2 separate regions of the Homo sapiens genome follow, and region 2 is linked to region 1. A link is an interaction called in ENCODE POLR2A ChIA-PET data of the cell type or tissue named here. Cell type or tissue: PC-9. All regions are shown on one strand. Links, peaks and the distances in the headings refer to the core of each region. The heading gives the core; the rest is flanking DNA. Region 1 overlaps NACC1 (nucleus accumbens associated 1). Region 2 overlaps ZSWIM4 (zinc finger SWIM-type containing 4).

The links. ChIA-PET counts read pairs that join two places held together with the same protein. Peaks named below come from ENCODE experiments on the same cell type or tissue, not always from the same donor. Only the 100,000 strongest peaks of a DNase experiment are listed, where the experiment ranks them.
Region 2: POLR2A ChIA-PET joins it to region 1 with 5 read pairs; 2 of 35 experiments call an interaction of 5 or more read pairs at or near these places.

The regions. Positions count from the first base shown.
Region 1 is chr19:13,124,389-13,135,802 of GRCh38, reverse strand. It overlaps NACC1 (nucleus accumbens associated 1), which reads right to left. Exons shown (of 6, transcript NM_052876.4): 2 at 1-603. The coding sequence starts at 595. Among named protein-coding and RNA genes, the nearest start is that of NACC1, 12 kb to the right of the region's middle. In PC-9, for the core only: no CTCF peak of the experiment used is centred there; a DNase peak (open chromatin) is centred at 3,142; H3K27ac peaks cover 1,692 bases.
Region 2 is chr19:13,797,929-13,804,895 of GRCh38, reverse strand. It overlaps ZSWIM4 (zinc finger SWIM-type containing 4), which reads right to left. Exons shown (of 14, transcript NM_001367834.3): 2 at 4,975-5,176; 3 at 1-104. Among named protein-coding and RNA genes, the nearest start is that of ZSWIM4, 6.0 kb to the right of the region's middle. In PC-9, for the core only: no CTCF peak of the experiment used is centred there; DNase peaks (open chromatin) are centred at 1,050, 1,285 and 1,635; H3K27ac peaks cover 1,972 bases.

The DNA of each region.
Region 1 (11,414 bases), core at 36-5,035:
CATTGCCGCCGCCCCCAGCCTCCTTCTGGCCACTGTCCCACAGCCGCTTGGCCACGGGCATGCACTGCACGGAGTCCGACTCCTGCTGCTCCGTCTTCACCCGCGACACGAGGGGCAGCGGGGTGCTACAGGCTGGCCAGCCCGATGTCTGCGCCACGGGGCTCTGGGGCTCCGACGATGGGGCCTCCTCCGCATGCAGGCCCTGGGAGTCGCAGCTCGGGGAGCTCACCTTGAGGAAGAACTCGGTGCCCTTCTCCATGATCTCCTGGATCTGCAGGAAGCCAGCCGTGTACATGAGCAGGAACTGGTCGCCCACGTTCATGCTCAGCCGGCCCGTGTAGCAGAAGCTGAGGATCTGCTGGAAAGACTGGGGCTGCACAGCCGCCGGCAGCTCCACCACGGCGCTGCGGCTGTTGTTGAACAGGTCCCGGAAGTAGGAGCTGCTGGCAGCAAGCACGGCCCGGTGGGCCTTGAAGGCATGGCCCTTGACCACCACTGACACGTCACAGTACAGGCCCTGCAGCCGCTGTTCATTGAGGCACTCCAGGATGCTGTTGCCGAAGTTCGGGATCTCCATCTGCAGTGTCTGGGCCATGGCAGCGGCTGCACGAGGGGCAGGGAGGAATGGAGAGACAGAGACGGAGGGACGGGGTCAGGCGGCAAATGTGGGTGCTGGCCTAGCCCTGGCCCCAAAGACCTCCCCTGCTGGAGGGACATCCGCACGATGGAATCTACCATGGTGCTAAACCACACAGAGCCCTCTACCCTATCTGTCCTGGTACAGACTCACTTTTACAATATGTGGTCAAATCTGCTAAGCTAGCTGCAGACCAGGGTGGCCACACGCTATCCCTTGCAAAGAGGAGGGGGCAAAGGCATACTTATTCATATGTACTTGAAGAGTAACTGAATATGCTTAAGTGCTCGGAAGAGTGGCTAGGACACAGTGTGCTACCTCTGAGTGCCAGCTATTGCAAGCACCAGGTACATATATGGTATCTCTTCAGGGTACTGGCATGGAAATGCCAGAAAGGCAGGGTCATCTGACTGTGCAGCAGAGTCTGCAGTGCTGGGCACATGCCCTTCAATCACTGTTTGTATAATGACTAAATGACCACTCAAGAAATTACATGAGGTCAGGCGCAGTGGCTCACTCATGTAATCTCAGCACTTTGGGAGGCTGAGGCAGGCGGATCACTTGAGGCCAGGAGTTCGAGACCAGCTTGGCCAACGTGGCAAAACCCTGTCTACCAAAAATACAAAAATTAGCCAGGTAAGGTGGTGTGGGTATGTAGTCCCAGCTACTAGGGAGGCTGAAGCCAGATAATTACTTGAACCCAGGAGACAGAGGTTGCAGTGAGCCGAGATTGTGGCACTGCACTTCAGCCTGGGGCATAGAGTAAGACTGTCTCAAAAAAAAAAAAGGAAAAAGAAATTGCATGAGGCTGGGTGCAGTGGCTCATGCCTGTAATCCCAGCACTTTGGGAGGGCAAGGCGTGTGGATCACTTGAGCCTAGGAGATTGAGACCAGCCTGGGCAGCATGGTGAAACCCTGCCTCTTACGAAAAATACAAAAATTACCCCGGCATGGTGGAGCACACCTGTGGTCCCAGCTACTAGGGAGGGTGTGGTGGGGGGTGGATCTGTTGTTGAGCCCAGGTCAAGGCTGCAGTGAGCTGTGATTGCGCCACTATACTCCAGCCTGGGATACAGACAGAGACACTGTCTCAAAAATAAATAAATAAATAAATAACTTACATGAAAACATCTCTAGTCATCAGGGAAATTAGAAGAAAACATCATCAGGGAAATGCAAATCCTAACCACAATGAGACACCATCTCACACCCACTAGGATGGCTGGAATCAAAAAAGTTGGTGAGGATGAGAAATCCAGAACCCATTTCCACTGCTTGTGGGAATGTCAAATGGCACAGCCACCATGGAGAACAGTCTGACGGTTCCTCAAACGGTTAAAGAGAGTTACCATATGACCCAGCGATTCCACTCCTGGAATTTATGCCCAGGAAAAACGAAAACATTTGCCTGCATTGAAAACCTGTAAACAAACGTTCACAGCAGCATTATTCACAATAGCCCAAAGGTGGAAACAATCCAAACGTCCATCTGCGGATGGATGGGCCAACTAAACATGGTCAGTCCATACAATGGGATATTATTCAGCTATAAAAAGAAAGGAAATTCTGACACATGCTACAACATGGATGTCCCTGGAAAAGATTATTCCAACAGAAAGAGGCCAAACAAAAGGACCACAGATTGTATGATCCATTTATAGGAAATGTCCAGGACAGGCAAATCCACGCAGACAGGAGGCAGATTAGTGGTTGCCAGGGGCTGGGAGGCGGGGAGAATGGGGGTGTGGTGAGGGAAAGCAAAGGGAAGGCAAAGGTGTGTGGGGTTTATTCTTTTTTCTTTTTTTTTTTTGAGATGGAGTCTCACTCTGTCGCCCAGGCTGGAGTGCTGGGATTCCAGGTGTGAGCTATCACGCCCGGCCTCCTCTGTAATTCTATAGGGTCTCTAGAGGGCAGTGGTCCTAACTGGGCAGAGTGCGAGTGAGAAGGCTTCCCTGAGTAAGGCAGATCTTTCCAGACACTCCAGCTGGCCAGCAGGAGAAAGTAACAAGTACATGCAAAGGCCCTGGTGCAGGAATGCACACCTTCCCTCCCTTCCAGTTAGCTCTCAAGCACCTTCCATGTTTCATTAGCAACTCCACTCAGATCTGCCTCCCTGGGCTGGGCACTGAGAATACAGTGGCCACTCTCCTCCTAATCTGGTAACACCCGTTCCGTCTGAAAGGGCTGCTGTGAGGAATAGAAACGGCAAGTGTTCAAAGGCTCAGAGGTACAACCTAAGGTTGAGTCCTGGCTCCAGCACCGACCTGCTCCTCTGACCAGGAGCTCCAAATCTCTGCTTTCTCCATTTGGAAATCGAGGCTGAGGAGGTCAACCTGATTCTACAAACTCAACCTACACTTATTGTTACTGAATGATCATTCAAGAAATTACACGGAAACATTACTAGTCATCAGGGAAATGTGAATCCTAACCACAGTGAGATACCATCTCACTTACTGAGCTGCTACCCTGGCAGGCCACAAGCAAGACACAGGCCCTGCCCCTTACAACACCCAGGCGAATGGAGGAACCAACTCACAACTTCTATGAGCTCCCCGAATCCTCTTAGCAAGACTTCAGGGCTGGTTTCATACTCCCCTTGCAAAGCTGGAAAAACTGAGGTCATGTGGAAATTGAGGACTGTCCTGAGGTCATCTAAAAATTCATTCACCAGGTTCAAAATTCAAAAGATATGTCCTGAAGGGCGGGATGACTCAAGCCTGTAATCCCAGCACTTTTTTTTTTTTTTTTTTTTTTAAGACAGAGTCTTGCTCTGTTACCCAGGCTGGAGTGCAGTGGTGCCATCTCGGCTCACTGCAACCTCCGCCTCCCAGGGTCAAGTGATTCTCAGCCTCCTGAGTAGCTGGGCCTACAGGCGTGTGCCACCATGTCCGGCTAATTTTTGTACTTGTAGTAGAGATGCGGTTTCACCACATAGGCCAGGCTGGTCTTGAACTACTGACCTCAAATGATCCACCTGCCTTGGCCTCCCAAAGTGTAGGATTACAGGCATGAGCCACCACACCTGGCCAATCCCAGCACTTTGGGAGGCCGAGTCAGGTGGATCACCTGAGGTCGGGAGTTCGAGACCAGCCTGGCAAACACGGTGAAACTCCATCTTTATTAAAAATACAAAAATTAGCTGGGTGTGGTGGCCGGTGCCTGTAATCCCAGCTACTCGGGAGGCTGAGGCAGGAGAATCACTTGAACCCGGGAGGGTGGAGGTTGCAGTGAGTCAAGATTGTGCCATTGCACTCTAGCCTGGGCAACAGAGTGAGACTATGTCTCAAAACAAAAACAAACAAAAAAACCCAAGATATGTCCTGAGCTATCTGCTGCCCCTACCACTTACATGCAAAAAGTGGTAAGGCCAAGATTCAAACCAGGGTCTGCCTAGGCACCACAGCCTGTGACTTCCCTTGCTTGTATCTTCCTTCCTCTTCCCCTCCTCAAAATCACTGCCACCATCCTACGAAAACACAAACAAAACAAAACAAAACCCCAAAACCTCCTTAGGGCAATCAGAGGGTGGAGGCTGGATCTAGGAATCCCAGTTACAAGGCAACAAAAATCTCCGCCCAGGAGCTCAAACTCAGAGCTGAATGGGCCAGGAGCTGGCCACTCTGCATGAAGAGGCAGGAGAAACAGGCACCATGTTGGGGGGCAAAGGACAGAGCCCAGAGAGCCTACTTCAGGGGTCCTGGCAGCCCTGAACCACCTCCCTGGGCAGCCAAATTAAAGCCACCCCTGGTACTGGGGCCCACATGACAAGGACCAAGATGGTCAAGGGAAGAGGCTGGCATCCCAGTTCCTAGAGGGGTGCTCCAAGCTCATTCCCCAGGGAGGAGGACAAAGCCAGGACAGGTGTGCAGTGCTGCCAAAATCCTGCACCTGCCTGTGCCTCAGTTTATTCATCTGTAAAATGGGCTGTTCATCCAACCCATCCTGATGAACTGCATCCTCCTTTGTGGGAGGTGCTGGGGACACAGCCCTAAAAGGACCAGCTGTGCTTATGTGGAGCTGTCTAGTGAGGAGACACCGGGGATGATTTAATTACAGTTGGGGTGGGTATGTCAACCAAGCAGATGGCCTTGGTGGTAGGGACCATAAAAGGTTGAGCAACTGCCAGGACAGAGATAACACTTCTGGGCGGGAAGGTATCAGGTGTGGTCCAGGGACCCAAAGAAAGCTGGTGTAGCTGAAGGGCGATGTAGCAGGGACAGGGCTGCCAGGAAGGGTATGGGACAGGTGGGGTCCTGGCCTACAGAGTGTGGACATCTTTGAAAGTGAGCCCCAGGGTCAGGGCAGCATTTTAAGAGTTATATGTACAGGCCAGGCGCGGTGGCTCACGCCTGTAATCCCAGCACATTGGGAGGCTGAGGCGGGCAGATCACCTGAGGTCAGGAGGTCAAGACCAGCTTGGCCAACATGGTGAAACCCCGTCTCTACTAAAAATACAAAAATTAGCCGGGTGTGGTGGTGCACATCTGTAGTTCCAGCTACTCAGGAGGCTGAGGCACGAGAATCACTTGAACTTGGGAGGTGGAGGTTGCAGTGAGCTGAGATCGAGTCACTACACTCCAGCCTGGGCAACAGAGTGATACTCCATCTCAAAAAAAAAAAAAAAAAAGAAAAGAAAAAAGAGGTGTATGTACAGTTAACCCCTCCAAGGGCACTGTCAGCTCAATGAAGGCAAACATTCTGGCTGGTTTTATTCAAGATTAGTTCTTTAGAATGAAATAGATGCTCAGTAAATATTTGTAAATGTGTTAAAGAACAGTGCAGAGAGGCTGGGCACGGTGGCTCACGCCTGTAATCACAGCACTCTGAGAGGCAGAAGCAGGAGGAGCCCCTGAAGCCAGGGGTTCAAGACCAGTCTGGGCAACATAGTGAGACCCCTATCTCTACAAAAAATTTTAAAATTAGTGGGGCTTGGTGGCTTGCACCTGTAGTCCCAGCTACTTGGGAGGCTCAGGTGGGAGGATCACTTGAGCCAAAAAGTTAGAGGCTGCAGTGAGTGATGATTGTGCCACTATATTTCAGCCTGGGTCATAGAGCGAGACCCTGTCTCTAAAACAAAAAAAGCAAAAACAAAAAACCACATCCCCCGACCCCACTACCCCACCAAAACCAACCAACCAACCAGCCAACCAAACAAACAAACAAAACAGTGCAGAACGGGCACAGGACTGCTTCAAGGTGACCTTACCAAGCACCCAGCACCGGCCACAGGTAATTTTTTTTTTTTTAAAGACAGGGTCTCACTATGTTGTCCAGGCTGGTCTTGAACCCCCCCATTTGGCAATGGAGACTGAAAGGTTACGGGGATAATAGGAGGCAACAGAGATGTGGGGGTTGGGAAGGTGGCCCAGGTCCCCTCCTGAGAATGAGAGCCAACCTGATGCTCAGACTGAGGTCCCCCATACCTTGTGAACCTCAGCTTCAGAGCCCAGCACCACAGCACCCAGGGCTTTGGAGCCTTTGATTAGCAATTGGTCCAAATAGCTCAGCCAATTAGCGCACGGGAGCTCTCCCTCCCTCCATGCTGCTGGGGACGAGCGGAGTGGGGCGACGGGTCTGTGAGCCACAGTGACCTGAATGCTGTTCGTCTAGTTCCCCAGTGGCCCCCGCACAGAGTGGACAGGGGTGAGCTGCAGTGTGGGCCAGAGCAGACCCATCTCTGGGAACCCCTCCATCCCTCTGTGATTGGCCCAATCCGGCCCAATCCTGCCCAATGGACTCAGGAGAAAAACTATGTGGGCCCCTGCAAGAAGCCCTCACCCACGCTAGCCCCAGGAAGGGAGCTAGCATGACTGGACTCAGAGGAAACGGGTCTCTCGCTGGCAGGTCCCTAGCAGGGTCACCTGCTGGCTGAAGCAGGGGTGGGATGGAGTCGAGGATTGAGGTCTCTAAACCACCTAATGGTTCTAGTCCCCACCAAATCCCCACCTAAGTCAGGCTCAAACACACTGCCTGGTCCTCCTCTACTGCAGCGAGGCCTTTGCCCAAGCTGTGCACCCTGCCTGGAATACCCTCTTCCTCCACCCTCAGCTACTCACTTCTCCAGGCTAGAGAAGATGTCCCTCTCCTGCCCCACCCCGGCCACAGTGCCCTTAAGCTTACCTCTGAGGAAACTAAGTCCCACTTGACTATAAACTCCCCAAGGGCAGAAAACCATATGAGAATCATCTCTCCTTAAAATTCAGCATATCAGCACCCCTGAGGGTGTGGGGGACAAGGGCAGGAGGCCACAGGGCAGCTGGGACCTTCCTGGCCAGGACAGTGCCTAGTCCTGGCCCTGGGCCTGAGCAGATCTTCTGGTGAGACCCAAGGGCACAGCACACGGTTTCCATGACTTCCCAACAACTACTCAATAAATATTTGCCAGGTCCCTGCCTGGGCAGGCCACAATGGTGACAAAGTAGCCCTGCCTCTGGAGCTCACAGTCCAGCAGGAGACAGGGCCATTCATCCTTGGTCACACAGATCAATGTGCTACACACTGGGGTGCCTGACCTTGCCCAGAAGGGGTGACACTGGAGCTGAGATCTAGGAAGGGCAGTAGTGGATGGGGAGTGTGGCCCTTCCAGAAAGGGTTTTCACCTCCAGGGGACTGGGCTCAGTCTCAGGGCTCTGCTATGGACAAAGTATGTCCCTCCAAATTCACAGATTGAAACTCTGAGCCCCAATGTGCCTGTATCTGGAGATAAAACCTTTGGGAGCTAATTAAGGTTAATTGAGGTCATAACGGTGGTATTAAGAAGGCAGCTGTCTGCAAGCCATGAAGAGAGCCCTCACCAGAACCTGACCACGCTGGCACTCTCATCTAGACTGCCAGCCCCCAGCACTCTGAAATATAAATGTCTGTTGTTTAAGCCACCCAGTCTGTGATATTTTGTTGTGTGGCAGCTTGAGCTGACTAAGACAGGCCTGAAGCACCATCTATTCACTGATGCCTCCCCCACTGGAGTCTTTGGCCCGGACTTCCCTGTGAATGCCAGACTCGCACACACCCCAGACACCTCCACTCAACAATTTCAGGACCTGGCTCCAGTCCTTCCCAAAACCTGTGAATGCCGTAGCTTCACCAGCTCTGGCCCTCCTCATTCAGATCCTTGGATTCATCTTCAACTCCTTCAAAACCACTTTGTACTACCTTGGCCCCAAGTGACACTGCCTGGGCCCCTACAATGCTTTATTGGGGCCCCTGGCAGTCTGGCCCTGCTTGCTCTCGGACCTACTAGAATGGGAATGGGACAGCCATAGCTCTTCATACTCTCCCTGGTCACATAAAGCCCTTTCTCTACTCTTTTGCTTTTGGAGACAGGGCCTTGCTCTGTCACCCAGGCTGGAGTACAGTGGCACCATCATAGCTCACTTCAGCCTCAAACTCCTGGGCTCAAGCAATCCTCCCACCTCAGCTTCCCAAATAGCTGGGACCACAGGAGCTACATCCAGCTAATTTTTTTTTTTCTTTTTTTTTTTGAGGCAGAGTCTCGCTCTGTCGCCCAGGCTGGAGTGCAGTGGTGGGATCTCGGCTCACTGCAAGAATCGTTCAAGCGATTCTCCTGTCTCAGCCTCCTGAGTAGCTGGGATTAAAGGTAACCACCACCATGCCTGGCTAATTTTTCTATTTTTAGTAGAGATGGGGTTTCACCATGTTGGCCAGGCTGGTCTTGAACTCCTGACCTCAAGTGATCCGCCCACCTCCCAAAGTGCTGGGATTACAGGCGTGAGCCACGGCACCCGGCCCATCCAGTTAACCGAAAAAAAAAAAAAAAAAAAAAAAAAAAAAGTATATGTATATGTATGCTTTTTTTTTTTTTTTTTTTTGGTAGAGACGTGATCTCACTATATTGCCTGGGCTGGTCTCCAACTCCCAGCTGAGTGTTCCTCCTGCCACAGCCTCACAAAACCCTGCGATTATAGGCATGAGCCACTGCGTCTGACCAACAAAGCCCTTCCCGACACTAACTCCCTGGCTTGATTCTCCCTGCTTGACTTATCCTTCTTGGGAGTTCCTATGATTTATTTAGCAAGCTGGCCATTTTTCTTTTTCTAAAAAAAAATTATTTATTTGTGCATTTTTTAGTAATAGAGACGAGGTCTCCCTAATGTTGCCCAGGCTGGTCTCAAACTCCTGGGCTCAAGTGGTCCTCCTGCCTTGGCCTCCCAAAGTGCTCGGACTACAGGTGCGAGCCACCACCCCTGCCAAACTGGGCATTTTTTGGGGCTTCATGTCAGTTTCCCTGGGGCAGGGAGTTTGCCTGTGTAGATCCCTGTTGTGTCCTCTACCCCTAGGACCTGGCCAGGTACACAGTGGGTGCTCACAGTCCTTCGTGGAAAAAATGAACAAAGAATTACTTCCATTCCTCCTAACCTAACTCCCTGTTTTGTTCCACATTAACGTGGCTCAAACAGGAATAGGGCTCAGAAGCATTATCTGTGGCTGGGCAGACAGACGACCTCCTTTGACAGCTGCCAAGGTGGGTAGCCAGCAGTCAGGGGCCTATTGAGACCGCAGTGTTACCTGACGAATTGCTCACACTGCCGGTGGATCCTGCCATCTGCAGGAAGGGGGCTGGCAGGATGATTCCTGGGAGTAGTAACTGTCAGCTCTTAGGGAAGAGAGCTGAGGAATTCCCCAGCCAGCATGGGCCTGTGAGAGACTGTCAAAGGCACAGTCCTTTCCTGATGTCTTTCCAGGGAAGCTGTGACATGGCCGTCGACAGATGCTATGGTCTGAATGTTTGCCTCTTCCCAAAATTCACATGCTAAAGCCTATCTCCAATGTAGTGGTATTAAGAAGTGGGGCTGGCTGGGCACGGTGACTCACGCCTGTAACCCCAGCACTTTGGGAGGCTGAGGAGGGCGGATCACGAGGTCACGAGGTCAGGAGATAGAGACCATCCTGGCTAACATGGTGAAACCCCATCTCTACTAAAAATACAAAAAATTAGCCAGGCACAGTGGTACGTGCCTGTAATCCCAGCTACTCGGGAGGCTGAGGCAGGAGAATCGCTTGAACTCAGGAGGCGAAGGTTGCGGTGAGCCGAGATCGGGCCAATGCACTCCAGCCTGGTGACAGAGCAAGACTCCGTCTAAAAAAAAAAAAAAAGTTAGGCCTTTCAGCCAGGTATGGTGGTTCACGCCTGTAATCTCAGCACTTTGGGAGGCCGAGGTGGGCGGATCACCTGAGGTCAGGAGTTGGAGACTAGCCTGGCCAATATGGTGAAACCCCATCTCTACTAAAAATACAAAAATTAGCTGGGCGCAGTGGTGCACGCCTGTAATCCCAGCTATTAGGTAGGCTGAGGCAGAATTGCTTGAACCTAGGAGGTGGAAGTTGCAGCGAGCCAAGATCACGCCACTGCACTCTAGGCTGGGCAACAGAGCAAGACTCCATCTCAAAATAAAAAAGAAGTTGTTGATCAAAAATTTAAAAAGGGCTGGGTGCAGTGGCTCACGCCTGTAATCCCAGCACTTTGGGAGGCAGAGACAGGCGGATTACCTGAGATCAGGAGTTCGAGATCAGCCTGGGCAACACAGTGAAACCCCGTCTCTACTAAAAATACAAAATTAGCCTGGCATGCTGACACATGCCTGTAATCCCAGCTACTTGGGAGGCTGAGGCAGGAGAATCGCTTGAACCTGGGAGGCGGAGGATGCGGTGAGTCAAGATCGCACCACTGCACTCCAGCCTGGGCAACAAGAGTAAATCTCCGTCTCACCAAAAAAAAAAAAAAAAAAAAAAGTGGGGCCTTCGGGAGTTGATTCAGTCAGGAGGGCTCTGTCCTCATGAATACGAACTGTGCCCGTATAAAAGAGGGGGAGCTTGTTTGTCCTTGCCACCCTGTGCAGATACCTAAAAGGTGCTATCTATGAGAGATGGGCCCTCACTAGACACGGAATCTGCTAGCACCGTGATATGGGACTTCCCACCCTCTACAACTATGAGCAGCTCATCTCTGTTGTTTATCAATGGCCCAGTCTGTTTTGTTTTTTTGAGACAGGGTCTTGCTCTGTCACCCAGGCTGAAGCGTAGTGGTGCAATCTTGGATCACTATAGCGTCAAACTCCTGGGCTCAAGTTATCCTCTCACCTCAGCCTCCTGAGTAGCTGGGACTAGGGATGTGTGCCACCACGCCCGGCTAATTAAAACAATTTTTTGCAAAGACGAGAGACATATGTTCTCAGGACCTCCTGAGGGCTGTGTCACGGGTGAAAAACAAATTAAAATTAAATTTTTTTGTAAAGATGAGGTCTCACTATGTTGCCCAGGCTGGTCTCGAACTCCTGGGCTCAAGCAATCCTCCCATCTCAGCCTCCTAAATGCTGAGGTTAGAGGCATGAGCAATGTGCCTGGCTTCCAGTCTAAGGTATTTTATTACAGCAGCCCAGATGGGCTAAGACCTACAAGCCAGTTAAGGGAGACCAGCAACTCCAAGTGTAACAAGGAACAAAGGCCCCAGAGAGCCCCACAGTCCTTCATGCAGCTCAGCAGGATGTGGCTGGATCCTGGCAGCTACTCAGGTTGCCTGCCTGACCCAGAACCAGAAAGACCCCTCTGTAGGGGCTGAATGTGAAGGCAGTCCAGGAAAACAGTTAGTGAAGAACAAACTGTTCAGTGGGGGGCGGTGACTCCTACCTGTAATCCCAGAACTTCGGGAGGCTGAGGCAGGAAGACGCTTGAAGCCAGGAGTTTGAGACCAGCCTGGGCAATACAGCAAGACCTCATCTTGCATCAGTATTTTTTTTTCTTTTTTGTTGAGACAGTC
Region 2 (6,967 bases), core at 805-5,804, 670 kb before region 1:
CACGGACGTGATCTTGCAGCGATCAAAGCTGATGGAGACATGGTAGAGGCGCTCGGGCTCTCCAGGACTCCCTGGCTCGCGGATGTTTCCGCTCAGGTGGAATCCTAGGATCAAAGCCAAACTGTCGCATCCGTGTCATCCCAGAGACAGGCGGTGTTTGTGGTACACAGCAAGACCCGGTTGCAAAGCCCAGCCGAGTCACTTCACTAGCACAAGTCACCTCACTCACTTTGCATTTTTTTTTTTTTTGAAACAAAATCTCGCTCTGTGGCCCAGGCTGGAGTGTAGTGCTGCGACCTGGGCTCACTGCAACCTCCGCCTCCCAGGTTCAAGCGATTCTCCTGCTTCAGCCTCCCAAGTAACTGGGATTACAGGCACACACCACCATGCCCGGCTAATTTTATTTATTTATTTATTTATTTATTTGGGACAGAGCTTTGCTCTGTTGCCCAGGCAGGAGTGCAATGGTGTGATCTCGGCTCACCGCAACCTCCACCTCCCAGGTTCAAGTGATTCTCCTGCCTCAGCTTCCCGAGTAGCTGGGATTACAGGCATGCGCCACCATGCCCGGCTAATTTTGTATTTTTAGTAGAGATGGGGTTTCTCCATGTTGGTCAGGCTGATTTTGAACTCCTGGCCTCAGGTGATCCGCCTGCCTCAGCCTCCCAAAGTGCAGGGATTACAGGCGTGGGCCACGGTGCCCAGCCTAATTTTTGTATTTTTAGAAGAGACAGCCCGGCGCAGTGGCTCATGCCTGTAATCCCAGCACTTTGGGAGGCCGAGGCTGGTAGATCACCTGAGGTCCGGAGTTCAAGACCAGCATGGCCAACATGGTGAAACCCTGTCTCTACTAAAAATATAAAAAAATTAGCCGGGCATGGTGGCGGGCGCCTGTAATCCCAGCTACTCAGGAGGCTGAGGCAGGAGAATGGCTTGAACCCGGGAGGCAGAGGTTGCAGTGAGCTGAGATCGCACCATTGCACTCCAGCCTGGGTAACAGAATGAGACTCTGTCTCAAAAAAAGGCTTAGAACGCTGTTGGTATGAAGTTAAGTCCTAAGTAAACACTTGCTTTTTTTTTTTTTTTTTTCTGAGACAGAGTCTTGCTCTGTCACCCAGGCTGGAGTGCAGTGGCGCTATCTTGACTCACTGCAACCTCCGCCTCCTGGGTTCAAGCGATTCTCCTACCTCAGCTTCCTGTGTAGCTGGGATTACAGGCGTGCACCACCATGCCCGGCTAATCTTTTGTATTTTTAGTAGAGATCAGGTTTCACCATATTGGCCAGGCTAGTCTTGAACTCCTGACCTAGTGTAGTCTTGAACTCCTGACCTAGTGATCCACCCGCCTCGGCCTCCCAAAGTGCTGGGATTATAGGCGCGAGCCACCGAGCCCAGCCCAACACTTGCTCTTATTTTAATTATGAATAGTATCATACCATGACATTGAAGGTGGTTTTCTGATTCCTTGGGTTACAATGAATATGGCCAGGGCTTCAGGAGCCCCTCAATTTCCTGAGAAAATGCCAAAGACCCGTGGCGCTTGGGGCGAGGGGCTGATGAAGTAAGCCAGGGGCCAGGTGTCCCCTTCACTCCCCCTGCCCCTCCCTGGGCAGCCCAGGTGCCAGGCTCATCTGACTGGTTCGGCAGCTCAGGCCCAGCCTGGGTCATGCAGGGAGATGGCTTCCTCATACCAGCTGGAGGTGGCAAGGAGCCCGTGGTCAGCGGGGCCATGTCCCAGCAAAGGGGCTCCAAAGCAGATAGAGCCGACGGGGCATCATATCAGCCCAGCCCCGACCTCTAGCTGGGAGAAATGGCCTGCTGCAGCCAGAGGTCTGGAGTCCCAGGCCTCACTTTTGTTTTCTGGCTCAGCCTCTACTGGTCCCTTTCTGAGTCTGGCTGCCTGAGATCCAAGGCCTTTCCACTATTCTCATTACATCTCTCCCAGTCTCTGCAGCCCTTTTGTTTTCTTAGCTTGAGGTCTGAGCCCACCCTTCACAGCTGATCTTAACCTGATACTTGGCCAGGCATGGTGGGTCACGCCTGTAATCCCAGTGCTTTGGGAGGCTGTGGCAGGAGGATCTCTTGAGCCCAGGAGTTCGAGACCAGCCTGGGCAACAGAGTGAGACCAGGTCTCTACAAAAAACTTAAAAACTAGTCAAGTGTGGTGGCCTGCGCCTGTGGTACCAACTACTTGGGAGGCTGAGGTGGGAGGATCACTTGAGCTCAGATGTTTGTGGCTGCAGTGAGCTATTATCGCGCCACTGCACTCCAGCCTGGGCAACAGAGTGAGACCCTATCTCCCTTTTTTTTTTCTTTTGAGACAGAGTCTCTCTCTCTTGCCCAGGCTGGAGAGCAATGACATGATCTTGGCTCACTGCAACCTCTGCCTCCCGGGTTCAACTGATTCTCCTGCCTCAGCCTCTCAAGTAGCTGGGATTACAGGCATGTGCCACCACACCTGGCTAATTTTTGTATCTTTAGTAGAGACGGGGTTTCACCATGTTGGCCAGGCTGAACTCCTGACCTTAGGTGATCCACCCGCCTCAGCCCCCAAAGTGCTGGGATTACAGGTGTGAGCCACTGTGCCCGGCCGAGACTCTATCTCTTAAAAAAAAAAATTTGGCCAGGCGTGGTGGCTCATGCCTGTAATCCCAGCACTGTAGGAGGCTGAGGCGGGCGGATCACTAGGTCAGGAGATCGAGACTATCCTGGCTAACACGGTGAAACGCCGTCTCTACTAAAAAATAGAAAAAATTAGCTGGGTGTGGTGGCAGGTGCCTGTAGTCCCAGCTACTTGGGAGGCTGAGGCAGGAGAATGGTGTGAACCCAGGAAGTGGAGGTTGCAGTAAGCCGAGATTGTGCCACTGCACTCCAGCCTGGGCAACAGAGTGAGACTCCATCTCAAAAAAAAAAAAAAAAAAAATTCTAAGCTGGGCATGGTGGCTCACACCTGTAATCCCAGCACTTTGGGAGGCTGAGGCGGGTGGATCACGAGGTCAGGAGTTCAAGACCAGCCTGGCCAACATGGTGAAACCCTGTCTCTACAAAAATACAAAAATTAGCCAGGCATGATAGCGGGTGCCTGTAGTCCCAGCTACTAGGGAGGCCGAGGCAGGGGTATTCCTTGAACCTGGGAGGTGGAGGTTGCAGTGAGCTGAGATCGTGCCACTGCACTCCAGCCTGGGCAACAGAGCAAGACTCCATCTCGGAAAAAAAAAAAAAAAAGAATTCTAAACTTCTACTCTACATTCCCACCTCAGCCCTGTTGCCTTAGGTCTAAGACCATTGCTCAACAATAGCTCTAAGCCTTTGAAATCCCAGCCTCTCTGCCTGAGGTCTAAGACTCTCACCTGTGGCTCTAAATCTTTGTGTCCAACTCCCACGTGGGCCCCACTGCCTGAGGTCTAGGATCATTCTTACCTCTGGCTCTAAACCCCTGGCCCAAAGCATCACTGGGTCCCTCAGCCCGAGGTCTGGAGCCTCCTCTCACTGCTGGCTGACAGCTGCTTCTCTGATCCTCAGCTGGGACCTGCTCTTCTCTCCGTCTCACTACTTCATTCCCCATTCCCCAGCTCAGCAGCCTGAGGTCTAGGGCTCTAGGAGCACTTTCCACCTTCAGCTCATAATCCCGAACCCAACCCCATCTGGACCTGAAGCCTGAGGTCTGGCACCTTCACCACCATGTCTCAACCTCTACCCTTGTCCCTAGAGTGGCCCTCACCTCTCTTCCTTTTTTTTTTTCTTTTTTCTCTTTGAGATAGCATCTCGCTCTGTAACCCAGGCTGGAGTACGGTGGTGCAATCATAGCTTACTGCAGGCTCGACCTCTCGGGCAAAAGCGATCCTCCTGCCTTGGCCTCCCATGTACCTGGGACCACAGGCACCCGCCACCATGCCCAGCTCATTTTTTGATTTTTTTGTGAAGACAAGGTCTCATTGTGTTGCCCAGGCTGGTCTTGAACTCTTGGCCTCAAGTGATCTTCCTGCCTTGGCCTCCCAAAGTGTTGAGATCACAGGTGTGAACCACCACATCTGGCCTCACCCCTCCTTTACATGGGCTCTGATGTGTAAGTTCTGGGATCTCTCCTCCCCTGTTTCTGGTTCACCATCCTCTCCCCCAACCCCTTGTCTAAACCCTGCTGCCTGGGTTCTAGGGTGATCCTTGAGCTTTTGCTCAAAACATCGTGTACAGGCTGGGTGTGGTGGCTCATGCCTGTAATCCCAGCACTTTGGGAGGCCGAGGTGGGGGGATCACGAGGTCAGGAGATCGAGACCATCCCGGCTAACACAGTAAAACCCCATCTCTACTAAAAATACAAAATACAAAAAATGGGGCCGGGAGCGGTGGCTCACGCCTGTAATCCCAGCACTTTGGGAGGCCGAGGCGGGTGGATCACGAGGTCAGGAGATCGAGACCATCCTGGCTAACATGGTGAAACCCCGTCTCTACTAAAAATACAAAAAATTAGCCGGGCTTGGTGGCGGGCGCCTGTAGTCCCGGCTACTTGGGAGGCTGAGGCAGGAGAATGGCGTGAACCCGGGAGGCGGAGCTTGCAGTGAGCCGAGATCGCGCCACTGCACTCCGGCCTGGGCGAAAAAGCGAGACTCCGTCTCAAAAAAAAAAAAAAAAAAAAAAAAAAAAAAAAAAAAAAAGAAATACAAAAAATTAGCTGGGCGCGGTGGCGGGCGCCTGTAATCCCAGCTACTCGGGAGGCTGAGGCAGAATGGCGTGAACCCAGGAGGCGGAGCTTGCAGTGAGCCGAGATCGCGCCACTGCACTCCGGCCTGGGCCAAAGAGCGAGACTCCGTCTCAAAAAAAAAAAAAAAAAAAATCTTGTACAATCCTATCTGGGCCTCGAAGCCTGAGGTCTGTAACCTCCCATCCCCTGGCCCCAGGCCTCCCTCCAACTCCCCCATTTCCAGGCCTGGTATGGACCTCCTGGCCTCCCCAGCAGGAGTGGGGGACAAAGACTCACCCACTTGCAACACGCGGTCCACGGCCCCGCTCTGGAGCAGGTGCAGCCCGCGGGTAAAGGGCACCCGGGCATCGTGCTCGCCCTCTGGGGGCGGGTAACCCAGCGACGAGTACATACATATTTCCCGTTCACTGCGTGGAAACGACCAAAACACGATGCGCTTCTGGACGGGCTCAGGCACCCGGGAGAACCGCTCCTCCACCTGTAGGAAGGGCCAGTGGGTTAGGAGCCTGGGGTTGATGTAATCCCAGCGCTTTGGGAAGCTTAGGAGGGAGGATCGCTTGAGGCCAAGAGTTCGAGACCAGCCTGGGCAACATAGAGAGGCTCCCATCTTTACAAAAAAACTGGCCGGGCACGATGGCTCACGCCTGTAATCCCAGGATTTTTGGGAGGCCGAGGCAGGCAGATCACCTGAGGTCAGGAGTTCAAGACCAGCCTGGCCAACATGATGAAACCCCATCTCTACTAAAGATAAAAAAAATTAGCCGGGTGTGGTGGTGAGCACCTGTAGTCCCAGCTGCTCGGGAGGCTGAGGCAGGAAAATCGCTGGAACCTGGAAGGCAGAGGCTGCAGTGAGCTGAGATCATGCCACTGCACTCCAGCCTGGGTGACAGAGCAAGACTGCATCTCGAAAAAAAAAAAAAAAAGATAAAAAAATAAAAAAATAAAAAAAATTAGCCAGGCATGGTGGCATGCATCTGGAATCCCAGCTACCTGGGAGGGTGGGGCAGGAGGGTCACTTGAGGCCATGAGTTTGAGGCTGCAGTGAGCCATGATTGCACCAGCGGCACTCCAGCCTGGGCAACAGAGCAAGATCCCATCTCAAAAAAAATAGGTCAGGGCAGTGGCTCATGCCTGCAATTCTAGCATTTTGGGAGGCCAAGGCAGTTGGTGCACTTGAGTCCAGGAGTTCGAGAGCAGCCTGGCCAACATGGCGAAACCCCGTCTCTACTAAAAATACAAAAATTAGCCAGGTGTGGTGGCATGCACCTATAATCTCAGCTACTTGGGAGGCTGAGGCGCGAGAACCACTTGAACCCGGGAGGCGGAGGTTGCAGTGAGCCGAGATTGCGCCATTGCACTCCAGTCTGGGCCACGGAGCGAGACTCCGTCTCAAATAAATAAATAAAAATAAAAAAACAGAGAAACCGAGGCTTGAATCCTAGCTTTACTATTTAGGAGCACTGTGACCCCAGGCAAGTCACTTGGCCTCAGTATTCTCAGGTGTAAAGTGGGGAGGTCCACGGCACCAACCTCTTGAGGATTGTGGAGACTAAATATGCAGTATGGATGTAAAGAGCTTAAAGAACTTACAATAACACCTGGCCCATAGTTAGCATTCTAGAACTTTCTTGCGGTTTCCCTCCTGGATCCTCCTAGCTGCAGGGTCTTGGGATTCTGTTGTGAGATCTTCCCACCCACCAGGCTTTGGTGGAGCAGGAAGAAGTTAGAAAAAAGTGATAATAATGATTAAGGTGCCCATCTTGGCTGGACACCTGTAATCTCAGCACTTTGGGAGGCTGAGGCGGCAGCATTGCCTGAGCTCAGGCGTTCCAGACCAGCGTGAGCAACATAGTGAGACCCCATGTCTACACACACACACACAGAATTAAAAATTAGCCAGGTGTGGTGGTGGGCGTCTGGAATCCCAGCTACTCAAGAGGCTGAGGCAGGAGGATTGCTTGAGCCCAGGAGTTTGAGGCTGCAGTGAGTTATGATTGTGTCATTGCGCAATCATTGTTTCACTGGGCTACTGAGCAAGGCTCTGCCTCAAAAGAAAAGAAAAAAGAAAAGAAAAGAAAAGAATGCACACACTATGCTGAACACTTTATGTATGTAATTTCCAAATTCTCACAGCCACCTAGTGTGAGCTTGTCCAACCCACGCCCCACGGCCCTGGCCCAGGAGAGCTTTGAATGCAGGCCAACACAAATTCGTAAGCTTTCTTAAAACATTATAAGATACGTCCGGGTGCGGTGGCTCATGCCTGTAA